Linked DNA regions of Mus musculus: region 2 is linked to region 1. Evidence: chromatin loops called from intact Hi-C (ENCODE). Cell type or tissue: left cerebral cortex. All regions are shown on one strand.

Region 1 (8,000 bases):
TCTGTGCATCCATCCCTCACTCACTAGACACCTTCAGATCGTTCTGCACAGTTGGAGAGTGCAAATCCAAATCCCTGTGCAGGATCTGAACTCAGAAGTCCAAAATGGGGTCCTCGGTGCATTTCCTCAACTCCTTTCTGGTTAGAGGCCTGAGCCAGCAGATCATGTCTGAGGAATGTGAAAATCAGTCTGTAGCAAGTGATGGGATTAAGGAATCTCTGGTGGATCTATGCTCAGGAGCAAGCCATACCATGCTCTGCACTATTGATTCGTGGGGGGGGGCAGTCTGAGCATTCCTAGGTTACAAAAGAGATAGCTCAGAGTCTAGCTGTGCTGCCCCCTCCACTACCCTCTACCCCCAATTCCTTCTAGGTCTCCCATTTCCCATTGCCCTTCCTGACAGGACTTCTTGGCTTCCATGGATCTTGAAGCCTCATTTAAATGAGACTCTAGGTCTGTCCACCACGATTACAGTTTGTGAATCACACAGATCTTCCAAAATGATATAGAGCCAAGAGACTCCTAGGATGGACGTGCCTAACATCCAGGGGGTCCAACCACTACTCCATATATCACCAGATTACCATTACTACAGGGAATGAATGGTCAGGCAAGTCCCCGACATTTCTATACTCTCAGAGCAGTGGGTCTCCCTTTGACCTCCTGATACACCCATTGCCTGGGACACTCTGTTTGTTGGTCATAAGAACTTGGCCTTAGAGTAACTGCCTTCCTTTTTAGGTCATAGTCCCATTCCCTGCTTTCCTTGGCTCCAAGAGAGGCTCCAGGCTCTCTGGCTATTTCCTGCCTGTCTGCAGGCCTCTGGGGTACAGAGTTCAGCAGAGCCTCAGGTTCTAGATGGGCAGGCAAGCCAGTTGAATCACTGTACATGAATTTGTGAGGTCACGTCAGCCAGCCACATCATCTTCTCCTTGGAATCAGGACATGGAGCACAGGAAATGGATGGTTAAAAGGTCTCTAGTGTCCCTGAGACACATGTGAAGGGGAATGGAAGCAGTGGTCTGAAAGATGGAGAGAGTGGTCATCCCACCCAAGATGGGAGTGCCCTCTGAGCATGTCTATAAGAGAGGCCTCCATTGAGTTTAGCCACCCCTGGGATTCTCTCTCAGTTGTCTTTGTCTAAAGGCTCCTGCCTAAGCATATCAGTGATACTTTCCAGCATCCTCTGCAATGCTCAAGAAATGAGTCTGTCATTTATTGAATGAGCTGAATGGATTGTGTTAATGAGTGGGTACAAGTAAGTAAGGGGCGAGTGTCTGCATAGGTAGGTTAGTCTCACAACATTGAAGTTTGTAAGGACACAGCACATTTGGATCCTCTGCCCAGTCAGATCCTGGCTGGTCCCTGAGCTTCAGCGAATACTGTGACGTCACTCTAACCAAACTAAGTCCATGCTCTATAGGAGAAAGCCACTGTTTGTGGAGAACAAAGCCATGAATGAGGCTCTGGTTTTGACCTGCTATGGTGTCCTGGGCAGGCTACTTCACCTCTGTCCTTAAAGTGGGCATGGAGGGCGGGATTTGATGACTGTATGTTGTTTGATGTTTGGGAGGACAATGCTTGTCATCTTTGCAAGCATACACACGGAGGAATTGTTCTGTGCCAGGCACCACTAGTAGCTTCTTGAAATATCTGAGTTCTCCAGATCAGTCCACGAGGCTGTTGCCAGAAGCCTGTCTTGTTTTGAGCATGGCTTCTGCAGCATACGGTACTCTGGGAGGTCCCTGGGGCCATCTTGTCCTAGGCCCATCTGCTGTAGGAATGACCCTCTCTTCCTCCCTGCTGAAGACAGATATCTTATGACAGAACTAGGTAAAGAGCCTGATATCCTTGCTCCATGTCCCGTGTGTGAGAGTGCAAAGGAGCCAGAGGGAGAGAAGGGGACCCACAGTAGGGACTTTCCTGATTAGGTGAAATTCAGTGCAGGACTAGTGTACTCACTGACCAAGAGATGTAGGGGCAGGGGCCCATTTTATTTGGACTGTTTAGGCTGAGACCTCAGCTGTTTCTAGAAGGATGTACTAAAATATACCCATGGAATCCTATCTACTAGCAGAGCCCAAATAGAGTTCAGAGCATAGTGCCATGAAGGAACCAGTGTTTGTAGAGTCAGAGGTGCATTTAGGAAACCTTCAGGAGGACAGAACTATACCATTGTGTCTGGGCTCGCAGCTTCTAGCTCAATACATGGTTACAGAGGGGAAAAACAGGTCCAGTTTTAGAAGGGATTATTCAATTCTATCACCATTGTTGGATCTGCTGAGTCTGTACATCCCATATTGAGTGGGAATTTTCAGGGTAATCCTGCCGTTGTATGTGAGGCACTTATTGAGCTGGGAGGGCATCATGGAGGTGGAAATGAAGGTGGAGATAGCTTGGTCTTCTGGGTAGTGCTAATTGTCACCATGACACACTCTAGAATCATTTGGGTGATTGGGCTTACGAGCATACCTGTAAGGTCATATCTTGATTACATTCATTTGGGAAGAATCATTTTAACTGTAGCCAGTCTCATTCCTTAGACAAGGGACCTGGGTTGTATACATGACAAAATGGAACTGAGAAGTAGCACGTAGTCATTGCTCCCTGCTCCTGATTAGGAATGTGATATGACCAGCTCCCTCAAGGGCTTGCCACTGTGACTTCCCCTCGATGATGAATTGTAACCTGAAATAGTGAGCCAAAGTCAATCCTTTCTATTTTAAGTTGCTTTTGTCAGGGTATTTTATTACAGCTACAGGAAAAGAGACCAAGACCCTTTATCACCATGCCCAAGCTGCAGGATGACCACCAGAACTTGGGTCTGTAAGTGTAAACATTGAGGAGCCCCAGGCCATTTAGCTGATAAGTCTTGCCTTGATCTTTGATCCCCATCTCAGCGTTTTACAACTTAGTTAGTCAGACAAGCTAGGAACGATTCTCTAGGCCAGTCTTGACAACACGGGTAGTGAAAAATATCTTAGTTACTCTTCTATTGCTGGGAACAGATGGTATGAGCAAGTCAATTTATAAAAGAAAGAAGTGAATTGGGGACTTGTTTATAGTTTCAGAGGCTAACTGAGTCTATGATCATCATGGTGGGGGTATGGCATCAGGCAGGTGGGTATGGGGCTAGAGCAACAGCTGAGAGTTTACATCCTATCCACAGGCAGCAGGCAGAGAACGGGACTGAAGGTGGCATTGGCTCTTGAAACCTCAAAGTTCACCCCCAGTGACACACTTTCTTCAACAAGATCATACCTCTTAATCCTTCCTATTAGATTGTTCATCAGCCAGGAACCAAGTATTTCAATCTATGACCCTATGGGGGCCATTCTCATTCAAACTACCACAGGAAAGTTACTCAGTGTTCACTCAGGCAGCCCCTTGAATCACATAACTAAGGTAGAATGAGATCATAGAACATTTATCAAGTAAGGTGTCAAACCTCACCTGAGGTACCCTAGAGCCAGCTCTGGCAAGCTGTCTCTACATACAGAATTATCACCAACATTGCTCTTTGGATTTGTCCTATGGGTATCATCAAGTACAAAACTCAGTGTTCACTCAACCTTTGTCCCTGGAGGCAGTTATTACACATTTAGCAGGTCCATCACTGTCAGGGAGTCAGGAGAAAACAAAGCAAGAAGTCCTAGCCATGAACTGTAGTGGGTAAAAAGCACAAACAAATACATGCGAATGCTCAGACATATAGACAAACACTCCCAGAATAACATCCAGACAGGCAAACAAATGAACTTTCCCGCACAGTCTGGGCATAGAAACATCCCTGAAATTACAAATCAGTGTGCATTCTAACACATCCATATACAAACACAATCATAAACATACACAAACTGCCAGGCACACACTTACATAAATGCATACATGAAAATGAGCAGGTGAGATTCAGCCATCTGTCTTTTTTCTCCCTCATGTACTTCTCTAGCAGGGTGTATTTCAGACAGCCGGCCATCCTAACCCAGGTTCCAGTTCATAGGCCACACTGTGTTATGATGGACAAATAGATGTTAGCCCCAGTTTAGGCCTTTGATGGGCTCATTATTAAGCATCTCCTTGATCTTTAAAAGCTTATCTTTAATGTCCCAGCCAGCCTGCCCTCCCTTAAACCATCCAACCACTTACCCACTCATCAGTCAAACTGCCCATTCATCTACCCATCCCTACATTTATTCATCTATTCATTCACCCAACCATCCTCCCATTAATCCATCTTTCCACACATTTCCTCCTCATCCACACATCTAAATGCATATTTATTCCCCCTTCACACTTACCCTTCTGCCAAGCCATCTGTCCTCTTTCCAGGAACTTTCAAAGGATAATATATTGTTGTGTCTAGAAAACGCCTGAATTCTGCTGGCTTGTCTGTAGTAGCTCCCAAGTGAGTGTAGGCAATAGCTAATATCTACAGCCTTCTCAAGTGAAGCATTATCTGGAGGTGGTTTACCTACCATCACTTTTCTCCATACTAGAAGGTCTGCCTACATATGTGCGATCTGTTGTTGAGTGGGTGTTTTGTGTATGTCCATCATATAGCTGGGTTGTGTTCATCATGTTTGTGTATGAAGTGTGTTGTGTGTGTGAACATACATATTAATGATTGTACTGTATGCTGTGAGAATGCTATTTTGAGTAATGTGTACAATGGTGTGTGCTGTATTCAGTGGCATATGTGTGGTATTTATGTTTTCTGTGTCTATATTTAGTGCTATATGCTGTGGGTTGTAATGTAGATGCTGATTGGTGTATTTTATATGTGTGTTGTATAGTGTGTGGTATCAGCTGTTCTGTGCACCATGCTCTCTTCTATGTCCTGAACCATTTTGCCAAAATTCCTTCCTAATGACACACCAATGAGTGACTCCACTGAAATTCACACTGGGGAACCAAGGGGTTTGTTAACCTCACCTACAGAACAGTGGGTGGGGGAATTACATCCAGGAGTATGGATGACTTTAAAGCAGCCACACTGGAAGGTCCTCACCATGCATGAAGTATGCATGAAGACTCCTCACCATGTCTGTATAGATGGAACCCTCTCCTTGTCCTTCCCCAACTCTACAGTCCAGGCCTGCCGAGAGATCTAATTGCTGCCTGAAATTAGAGGCACTAGATTGCCTTTAATGAGTTCACAGGGGCAGTTGGGTACTCAGGTGAGGGTCCCATTGTCCTCCCTAACCCCTTCTTCCAGAGAGAGAATATCAACACTCTCCATACCAGGCTGTGGTGTTCCCACCTGTTTGCTCATCTCCATGGAGATTCAACTGGAAAGTGGACCACAGTGACCCAAGTGATTGCAAGGGCACCGAGGAATCTCACTTAAGAAGGCAGGTGAATGAAGGGTGAAGATGTACCAGAGACTTTTACTTCACAGCGAGGTGCCCTACTGACTTCTTCATGGAAATCCAGACACATCAGGGAACCATCCAGGAAGTGCACATGCATCAAAATATTTCATCAGGAAGTGAAGTCACAGTAGGAAATCTTACCTGAAAGCACGGATGCCCCAGAGACTACCACCTGAAGTGAAGGTGGATTGCAAAGATTCAAGTGGAAGTGCATATGGAGATGGTATGTTGGTTTGAATATGCCTGACCCACAGCGAGTGGCACTGTGAGGAGGTGTGGCCTTGTTGGAGGAAGTGTGTTACTGTGGCAGTGGGCTTTGAGGCTCCTGTGGTCTGGCTTTGCCCAATGTGGAGTAAGACTCTCCTCCTAGCTGCCTTTGGCTCCTCCAGCACCAAATCAGCCTGCACAGTACCATGCTTCCTGCTGTGATGATAATGGACTGAACCTCTGAACCTGTAAGCTAGCCTCAATTAAATGTTTGCCTTTATAAAAGTTGGCTTGGTCAGGGTGTCTCTTCACAGCAATAAAACCCTAATTAAGCCGGACAAGAAGATTTGTCTTAACTGTGGTCAAGATCATTACCTAGGCAAGGGGTCCTGGGCAGTATAAGAGTGGAAAAGGGGAGGTGACCTTTTGTATGCATATGGTCATCACTCTTTTCTTCTAAATGCAGACAAAATGTGGCCCTGCTGTTTCAAGTTTCTGCTGCTGCCATGTCCCTGTCATGTTGAGCTACAACCAGTAGCTGTGACCCAGATAACTTTTCTTCTGGATGTTACTTATGTTGGAGTACTTTAACACAGTAACAAGAAAAAGAAACAAAATACCTGGCAATTCAAGGTCAATAGGTAATCCCACTTGGAAGTGCAGGTTCTCTGTGGCGTCTCCCTTTAAAATACAGTTGTGCCAAAGAATTGGGACTCATCCAAAGTATTGGTTGCACAGGGAGATCTAAGTTGCCCAATAAAATTGTGTGCAAGTGCAGAGGTGGCAGAGTATTTGACCTAGAAGGTATGACTTATCAGGGAGAATTACATGGGGATGAAGGTGGCCCCCCAAAATCTCATTTTGTATTTCAATTGCACCAAAAAACTTACCTGATAATACAGGTAGAAGAGGATACTCCACCCAAGAGTAAATAGCCAACAGAGAGTCTCATATCACAGGTACAGATGAGACAGGTTTTCTAACCTCTTTAGTACAAGTTGCAAGAGACTCTGACCTAGAAATATAGGCATGTGTTGGAGATTCTAACCTAGGAAGATGGAACACCAAAGAGAATCAACTGGAAGTACAATTATACCACCAAGTCACACTTGGAAATGTCATTGTAACAAAAGAATAGTATTTGTCAGTGAAGATGAGCCATTGTGCTTATTCTAGAAGCTCTTGTGGTAATATGAACTCATTGGAAAGTTCAGCTTTACAGAGAGGACCTAGTGAAAGAGCTTTTGCGACAAGGGAGACTAACCTGGATGTGCACAAGCACCAGAGTGACCCCTCTACAAGGTCAGCTCTATCCTGAAGAATCATTAGAGGTATAGCAGGGATACAAACCTGAAAGTGATGATACATGCAACATCAAAATTCAGCCACATCAGGGTATCTTTTCTGGGAGTTTGGGTGAAAAAGGCAGTCCCATCTAAGAGTTACTTAGCACTGGGGCATCACCTCATGTTATATAACTGCATCAAGAACACTGTCTTGAAAGTGCAGGTACAAAATTGAGACTCACCTAGGAGAGGAAGTGAATCTGGGGATCTTGCTATGAAGTACAGATAAACTAGACAGTTTTTTTCCTAGAGTGAATGTGCCCAGTAAGTCTTTTGAGAAAGCATTGCAATTTGTTCAAGTAAGACTCATCTGGAATTTCAGGTACACTAGGAAGTCTCACTTGGCTATGCAGGTAAAACAAGGCATTTCACCTGCTACCTAGTGTGCATCAGGGAATCTGACTTAGAATTTTAGACTAGAAACAACTACCAGAAAGTCTTTATTGAAATTTCAGTTATAACAAAAGCCTGTGGTCACTCTCTGCAAGGAACATTACTGTTGGGCAGTATGTGCTAAATAAAAGGAGAAGCAAGGGTATGGTCTGCTTTGAGGGCACGATGAGTACAAAGACCTTTCCTGAGACAAGAATATGGCACAATAGCCATTGGGAGGACAATGCTTTTAGCTTTGTGCAAATTGAAGTCAGATAGATACATTGAAATTCTGCAGCAATGCCTCCAGCTGCCACCTCCACCCCCAGTTGTGGAGTTCTGAGGGTCAGGAACAAATCAGACTTACAGTGAAAATGCAAATTTCTATTTTCACAGCTATGGAGAATCTGAGATTGAATATGGACCATTATAAAAATCCAGACATATCGACTCCAAAGCCATTCAGAGGAAAAATGCTAGACAAACATTTCCATAAGGGCCCAAGCTGGTGGGGGGGTTGTGCACCACGAAGACCAGGGTCAACAGCATAAGAGGGTGAAGGTGGATGCCTGGGGTGTGTAGGAAGTGTCTCAGAAATGCTGACCACAGTTTGTTATAACTCTCCCAGCCCTGGCCAGGTGCCAAGAGCTGTCAATTGAGTGAAAGCAGATAAATGCTTTGGAGAAATGTAAAGATGGAGAAG
Region 2 (8,000 bases), 61 kb after region 1:
ATAAATATCAAAATATTGTTACTTATACTGAAGCAAGTTATCTGACCTTCCAAAAATGAGAGATGATAGTGCAGTTTCTCAAACAGGCCAGTTACAGTAGGCATGATAATGAAGCTCTCCCTGTTCCCAATGTTTCATCCCCAAAGTAACCTGAAGTAACCTAAAGTTAACCAATCAGTGTACTTTCTTTGGTTCTCTCTATATATATATTGTCTGCCAAAGGACCTTGGAACAGCTAACCCAGTCTGTTATTTATGTATGTTTCCTTCAGTTTCTGTTTACCAACCTTCTACTAACTTCATTGAAGCATTTATTTGCTTCATGAAACGAAGCATTGCCTGATTCAAGAACCACAAACCCACTCCAAAACCTTTAAGATAAATTTGCTGTATTCTGCCATTTGACAGCAGTCTCATTCAGATTGCCTATGCACAAATAACTTGAGTATGCTTAATAAATAATCAAACACAATAATTTTCTAGGCTTTAAGAGAATATTCTGTGCCAGAATTTTTATCTCTTGAATAGGTTGGATACCTATAGATATGGAACAGAATAAATAATGTTAGAAATCAAAAGTCCAGGCAATGTATAATAATATCTGCTTGTCAAGACTTGGAAGCAACTTGAAACATGAATTCATATGCAAGCCAAATCCCAGGTAAAACACAAAATTAGAAACCATGAAGGAAAAAGACAGAATTGTAAGGTATGTGGAATGGAGCAAATTTGGCAACAAGCACCCAGAGACATGGCAAGGGTGTTCAGGGGAGAATAAACACTGCAATGAGGAAGAGAGGGTAGCCAGATATTCAAATATAGTCTGCATTTCTTCCTGGGTCAAATGGGCAAGGCAAAGCAAAACCAGAGAATTGGTCTCTTCATTGAGAGAACAATATGTACAAAGTTGTCCTGGCCAGAGGATTCATGGATCTTCTCTGGCTAGCCATAAGGCTGGCTAAAAGCACTAGAAAGAACATAAGGGAAAGAGGTAACATCTATCAACAAAATGACAGTATTTGTAACCTGTTAAAACTAACTCCAACTTTACATTCTGGAAATCTTAGCATGAGTAATTTCACCAAGCAACATCTGCCACAATCTGAAGTGAATTCTAGCTTACTTAATTCTACTTTAAAAACCAACATAAGCAGAGATCTGATTAAAATATGCTAACTGTATATAGTGAAAAAATGATGTAGCTACTTTTAAAGGATAAATTCAATTTTTACACATAAAATATCTATGGTATATAATTTTTAAATTTAACTAGAATATACAGGTAAGCCCACATCATATTTGTAAATGACCTATGTGTGTTTGATGATTTTCTTATACCAATTATTCAATAATTTCAATTTCTTCTTTCTATAGATGCAGAAAATTCACCAAAGATCTAGCTGTTATATTGCTCACGCCTGAATGTTCTAAAATTTCTACTTTGTTGTCCTTTAAATAACAAACAATAACACTAAAAATAAAAAAAGAGCTAATTCATGTTGCCCATTTCCCTCAGGTGTAAGCAAGTGATTCTCAAATCTCACACTGCATTAGAACTATCCAGGTACTTTAAGAGCTATAGAGATTTTCTTTTAATAATTCATGGTAGGTATGAACACAAAAATATTGTACAAATATTCCAAGTGAGTCTAGTATGCACACAAAAGTGGTACTCCACCAAGAACACAGACTAAAAACCAGACTGCTTGAACTTGAGTCTTGGCTCTGTCATTTACTCTTCATATAGGCAAAATAGTTAAGACTCACGGCTCACCTGAAAAAAAAAAAAAAACAAAAACCTGTTTATGTTAGTAACAACTATCTCTTAAAGTTACATGAGATTAGCCCAACATATATACCCTACATATACATATAATGTAATACAAAGTTTCTTCTGTTCTCTGGTAAGTATTGCGATCCCAAAGCTAGTAGCAGCACCTCAGTCAGCATCTGTAATAGAATGAAGCCAAACTTCTATTCTATTTAATAATACACTAGTTACAATATAATTTTGAAACATTTCTTCTCTAGAAAATGCATACACTTGAACATATGGGATCTACTCTCTGAAAACAGGAACTTTCCGTTAACCAAACTTTAAAATCACCATTCTGAAGAACGACAACAACATACTTAAGCTGATTTTTTTTTTTGGCCTGTGCTATATAGAATAGCATCTTGGGGGGTACAAGGTTCTGGATCTCTAGTGAGCCTCACTCATCTTAGTATCTGTCCTCGATGCATATGCTAACCTGACATAGTTTGTGAAAGGTCGGATGATAGATGATGGATGGTAAAATGTGGAGATGTAATCAATGAGCGGGTAGTGCTGCATTTGGGCATTGTACACTTATACTCATAAATGGAAAGTGCCCCTCTTATAGGAAGGAAAATGATGGCAAAAGGTTAAAGAAGAAAAAGGCAAGTTCAAAAGACATCGAATATACAAAAGCATGTAATGAAATCCTATCTTTCTTTGTCTATAAAACAGAAATTAAAATGTACACAGGTAAAATATTAAAAGAAATGTTAAAACATACATATATTTGGAGGTGTTGTTTCTGGCACTTAGGTTCTCAAATTTTCAGCACATGTTCTTTGCATATCATTATTTCTCCCAAGCCACTCAGGAGAATGAAGGAAGATTCCTAGAGATTGGGGTAATTTAATGTATTTTGTTAAATCCGATTCTCTATCTCTTGTGGGATAATATGAATGAAGACTATATAAACTCTCTGCTTCTGCTTAAAATGAGTAGCCTAGGAAGTCTGATTTGTCAGCTCTGGTGGTAAATGGTTAACATTTTGGCATTTTTACAAGACCATTTTGGCTATCTCTAAAGACACTAAGGCTTTTTTTTTCCTACATCTTTCTTCTTCTGAGCACTATCAGATTTGTTCTTATTGTCACATTCACAGCAAATCAGTTTTTCATTTTATTTGTGTTTTTTCCTTTTGATTCAGGGTCTTACTATTTGCTCTGGCTGCTCTGCAACACACTTTGTAGACTAGGCTAGCCTTAATCTCAGAGATCTGCCTGCCTCTGCCTCTCCAGTGCTGAGATTAAAAGCATGTACCACCATACTGGGCTGCAAAGTAGTTCTATTTTGTTTTAGCCCCATCATATTGCTTCAAATTATTCCATCTTATACCTGTGTGCCAGTTTCCAAGCCACTTCCACATTTTGAGTATTTATTCTGTGTATGAATTTGTCTTGGTCTGATTGAACTACTAATACCACAGTCTGAATAATTAATAAACTATGAAATGTAATGCCCTACAGCCCTAGGAATTCTGAGATGAATGTGCCAGGAGATTTGGTAGATTTAATGAAGGCTCATCCATCATTGACTCCATCTTCCAGCTGTGTCTTCATATGGCAGAAGGGCAAAGAGGGACAAAAGCTCTTTTATATAAGGACAAGCCTCTTTTATAAGGACACTAATACCATCTAGTTGCTTACAAAAATCCCACCTTTAATACCCACAAGAATTCGGTTTTAGTGTATTGATTTGGAGGGGAACAAACATTCAGACAAAAGCAAATGGTGAAGAATTTGTGGACATAATTTTTGGCAACATACTTCCTTTTTCATCTTGATAACATTCACCCTTTTATCCTATTAACATCTCATAAGAAATACACAAACAAGGAATATTACCTTAAAATTTTTTGGTTACCATTATTAAGTTTCCATTGGTATTTCTAAGAATTGAATAAAGTATGGTGACTGTGCTATGGGAACTCCAGGGGATGCTGGCTGACTCTGCCACGTTCTATGCTTGTTCCTTGAAAAACTTATTTCAATTATCTTCTACAACTTTGATGAACAGTGTTATCATCTCTATTCAATAGATGGCAGTCTTGGGTAATATAGTAACTATATTGAAAGATTTACATTGCAATCCATGTCCTTGTGATATTATAATCAATCTTACTGCTGTTAGGGATGCTCATCAACCTCTAGTATAAATATTGGAACTGACTGCATAAGTCATCTATATGGTGCATTTGAATGTTTAATATGGAGAATTATTAATAAATAAGGAGGGTGGTGTATTCTAGTAGGGTCTGCTGAAGGAGAGGGAGGCAGAAAGATCATGCGTTCAAGGCAAGCCCGAGCTATATATTTGAGCTTGGCATAGTGGCATGCACCTCTAATGCCAGCACTCTAGAGACAGAGGCATGTGCAGCTATGTGAGTTTGAAGGCAGCCTGGTCTACATAGATATTTCCAGGATAGTGAGGACTACATAGAGGGACAGCATCTCAAAAACAAACAAACAAACAAACAAATGAAGAGAGGGAGGAAGGGAGGGAGGGAGGGAGGGAGGGAGAGGGAAAGAGAGAGAGAGAGAGAGAGAGAGAGAGAGAGAGAGAGAGAGAGAGGGGGGTGGAGAGAGGTGGTAAGTCTTTTTAAGTCCAGTGGATTCTGGAAAATAAAAATGTGGCTTGATTTTGTGTTAAAGAAACAGCTGAAGCTGGGCGTGGTGGCGCACACCTTTAATCCTAGCACTCGGGAGGCAGAGGCAGGCGGATTTCTGAATTTGAGGCCAGCCTGGTCTACAGAGTGAGTTCCAGGACAGCCAGGGCTATACAGAGAAACCCTGTCTCAAAAAAGAAAGAAAGAAAGAAAAAGAAAGAGAGGGGGGGGGAAGAAAGAAAGAAAGAAAGAAAGAAAGAAAGAAAGAAAGAAAGAAAGAAAGAAAGAAAGAAAGAAAGAAAGAAAGAGAGAGAAACAGCTGGATAGAAAGGCTGAGTTTATCAGCTGAGCTCTTGTAAATCTGGTAGTCTTGTGAAAGTGGCACACTGGTTATCATGTGATAAATATCTTCATCAATTACAGCTTTACTTAACATTGATAGTGGAGGTCTATTTGGAAATTCAGCTGGTTTATATTTTACATTTTAGTACTGTGAGGAAAGACAGAAATACTACTCATTACTTCATTGTTATTCGAGTATAGAAAAGGGGCCCCAGTTCTAAGTATACGGACATATAGACATGTATACATGTACAATAGGAGAGTGGTTAGTGACCTTAAGTAATGGATACATGTTGGTTTGATGGAGACTTGGATTAACTCTCATTGAAGCTTATGTTAATCCATTTTCCATTTTGTAGTAAAGTAATAACTTTAATTCAGTGTGCACTAACTATTTTAACATGCATCTTCATAAAGGTAAAAGCAGTAACATAACCAAATGAGGTCTTAACCCTTGCTAATAATTAACACTGGGTGCTTCTTGGTGCCAGTGTGCTTCAGTATCATGAAGCAGAAGGTATTTAGTCAAGATAAGTCACTTAAACCTCACATTACATTTCTCTGCAATTATAGGTATTTGAGAAACAAAGTCGCGGAAACCTTGCTGCTATGTGAGGTAAAGGAGATAGGTGATTGTTCAGGTTTATAAAAGGTTGTTAAGGTTCATGGGTTGGACCTATCAGAAAGGTGTCCTGACTCATGTTAGGGGCCTCTCTAGCAGTCAACATACTTGTTCATTGCAAAGTCCTGTCTCACATTTCATCAAAATTCTTTAGGTACAGGAGAGACAGTAGCATGTCACATTTTCAGAATTCAGTAGTTTAAGGATTAATTACTGGATTTGGTAAGGAAGAAAATGATATATTTTAACCTTTTTTCTTGTGTTTTTCAAACCTCAGGGCTTACTGTTATTTAGTAGAAATTTTCCTGTTGTGTTCCAAAAGTAAAAGATGATGATACAAAGACTATAGCACAATGCTAGACTTCCTAGACAGATAAATGCATTCAAGAAACTCATGCTGTTTTTACTCAGTCATGACCTCCATAGTGACTGTGACTGGCAATTTGCTTTGTGTACTTGGATTTTATATTTTTTGCACGTGAGTAGACAGCTAATAATAACAACTGGATAGTGTCAACTGATTGCATTATTCTTTCTATTCACTTCTTACAATGTCTTTCGTAGTAGATGCACTTTGGTGAACATTAGTACACAATACAGATAATGTCAGTGTTTATTGACCCCTATCCATATAGTTCCACGCCTTCTCCCCCACACCACCTGGACCTGATACCCTAGTCATTCACTCTGCAATACTCAAATCATTTTGATAAGTCATTTTCCATTATCTGTAAGTTTACAAACATTTTACTTTTGCTTTGAAACAAAGGAGAATGTCCGGATGCTCTGGCCCTCATCTTGCACCCTCATGCTGAGCAGAGCCACTCATAAATCAGGTTTGGTCATTTTCCTTCTCTATTCACTGAGACCTCAGGCTCCAGTGTAAACACTAATAATGTGGGAATCTGGAACACCCTGCCCTCTAGGCTTCCTTGCACATTCTAATGCTGCATATGCCAATCTTAGAGAAAACAAAACAAAACAAAACAAAACAAAACAAAACACATCTTACAGTGAGTTGTCATTAGGCCCATTCAAACAGATAATATTGTGGGCTTAAAAAGGATTCAATTCATGGTGGTAGTTTTCTGCCCTATACTAATTTTTGCTAAAGGATCAAATGTTGTCTCTATCGAGGCCTAATAAAATTCCAGAGACTCCTAACTTATGTCTAATTCTTTACTGCAGATAGCATACCCTTGTTCCAGACCATCAAAGGTTATGTTGTAAATTTCCTGTGATACTCATCACAAATTGCATATGGAATCTGTTCCCTCCACATATAGTCTAATACTATAAGTACCTTTAGATCAGTGGTTCTCCACCTGTGGGCCAAAACCCCTTTGGAGGTTGAGTGACCTTTTCACATGGGTCACATTATCAGATATTCTGCATATCAGATATTACAATCCATAATAGCAAAATTACAATTTTGAAGTAACTGTGAAATAATTTTATGGTTGGAGGTCATCACAACATGAGGAACTGTATTAAAGGGTCACAGCGTTAGGACCCTTGAGGACCACTACATTAAATTATATGGCCCAAACAGCAGGGTTACTTTCATCCCAATTTGGACCTGCTACAAATTCTCTTCCTGATTTTGGACTTAATCCAAGCTGGAATATATTCAGTCAGTGTATCAGGACAATTCCAACTTCCAGTATTTTACTTTCACAAAAAAGAGGTCTAGGTGTGGTGTCCCAGTATATTCTCAAAACTACTGGACACCTCCAAATTTGACTGACATGAATCTCTGATAGTTGTCTTCCTCACATGTGCCAATTACCGAGCCTTTCTCATTTGGTCCAATTATTGGTGTTGTCTGAATAGTGGATCAAATAGAGGACCAAACTTCCCTTCAGAAAATCCATATGATCTACATCTTTATAACAAAGTAGGAGTGTTAATATATCCCTGGGGCAGAGCCATCAATTATTTATGTTGTCTAAATAATGTGAATGTAATTTACTCCTGTTTGTTTTTCATGGGAAATAATTTCATTAGATTGGTGGCTACATACTCTATATCTGAAATCATGTTAATCTCTGTTAGCACAGATACCAACATCTAGTACAGACAAGGTAGTTGTTTTGAGTTTTTGGTAATTTTCTTCTTTCTCATAAAAATGTGAGATTTTTTTATAGCCTAAATGGGCTAACTAAATAGGAAAATAATTGGAATCATTTCCTATGCATCATCAATGCTTTAAGGATGGCACAGATTTCTTTTGTTCTCCACAGAATTTTGCATAGGTGTTTGTTATTGCTGTGTGTTTTTACTGTCATGGCTACAGTAGCATCTTGACAATTTCCACTTAGAGATATTCCCAGAATCAGAAAAAAATTTTCTTCATAGATTAAGGTATTAACTGTCAACTTGATACAACCTAGAAGCACTTGGGAAGAGTCTTAATAAAGAATTATCTAGGTCAGGTTGGCCTGTGGACATGTCTCTGGGGGACCATCTTAATTGTTACCTGATATGTGTAGACCCAGTCCACTATGGGCAGCACCATTTCCTAGGCTGGGCCCTGAACTGTATAAATTTAGAAAGCAGTCAAGCAAGGGCCCATGTATTTTTTTTTCTTTCCCTGCTCTTGACAGTGGATGTGGT

What was found. A loop is a pair of places that touch in the nucleus more often than their neighbours do. Peaks named below come from ENCODE experiments on the same cell type or tissue, not always from the same donor. Only the 100,000 strongest peaks of a DNase experiment are listed, where the experiment ranks them.
Region 2: it touches region 1 in a loop (3-fold over the local background); 4 of 42 quality-filtered maps call a loop at or near these places.

The regions. Positions count from the first base shown.
Region 1 is chrX:135,077,292-135,085,291 of GRCm38, reverse strand. No RefSeq gene overlaps it. Among named protein-coding and RNA genes, the nearest start is that of 3632454L22Rik, 21 kb to the right of the region's middle. In left cerebral cortex, no CTCF peak of the experiment used is centred here; a DNase peak (open chromatin) is centred at 4,321.
Region 2 is chrX:135,016,200-135,024,199 of GRCm38, reverse strand. 3632454L22Rik (RIKEN cDNA 3632454L22 gene) reads left to right here. Exons shown (of 4, transcript NR_040282.1): 4 at 1-1,790. Among named protein-coding and RNA genes, the nearest start is that of Zmat1, 11 kb to the right of the region's middle. In left cerebral cortex, a CTCF peak has its summit at 3,841; no DNase peak of the experiment used is centred here.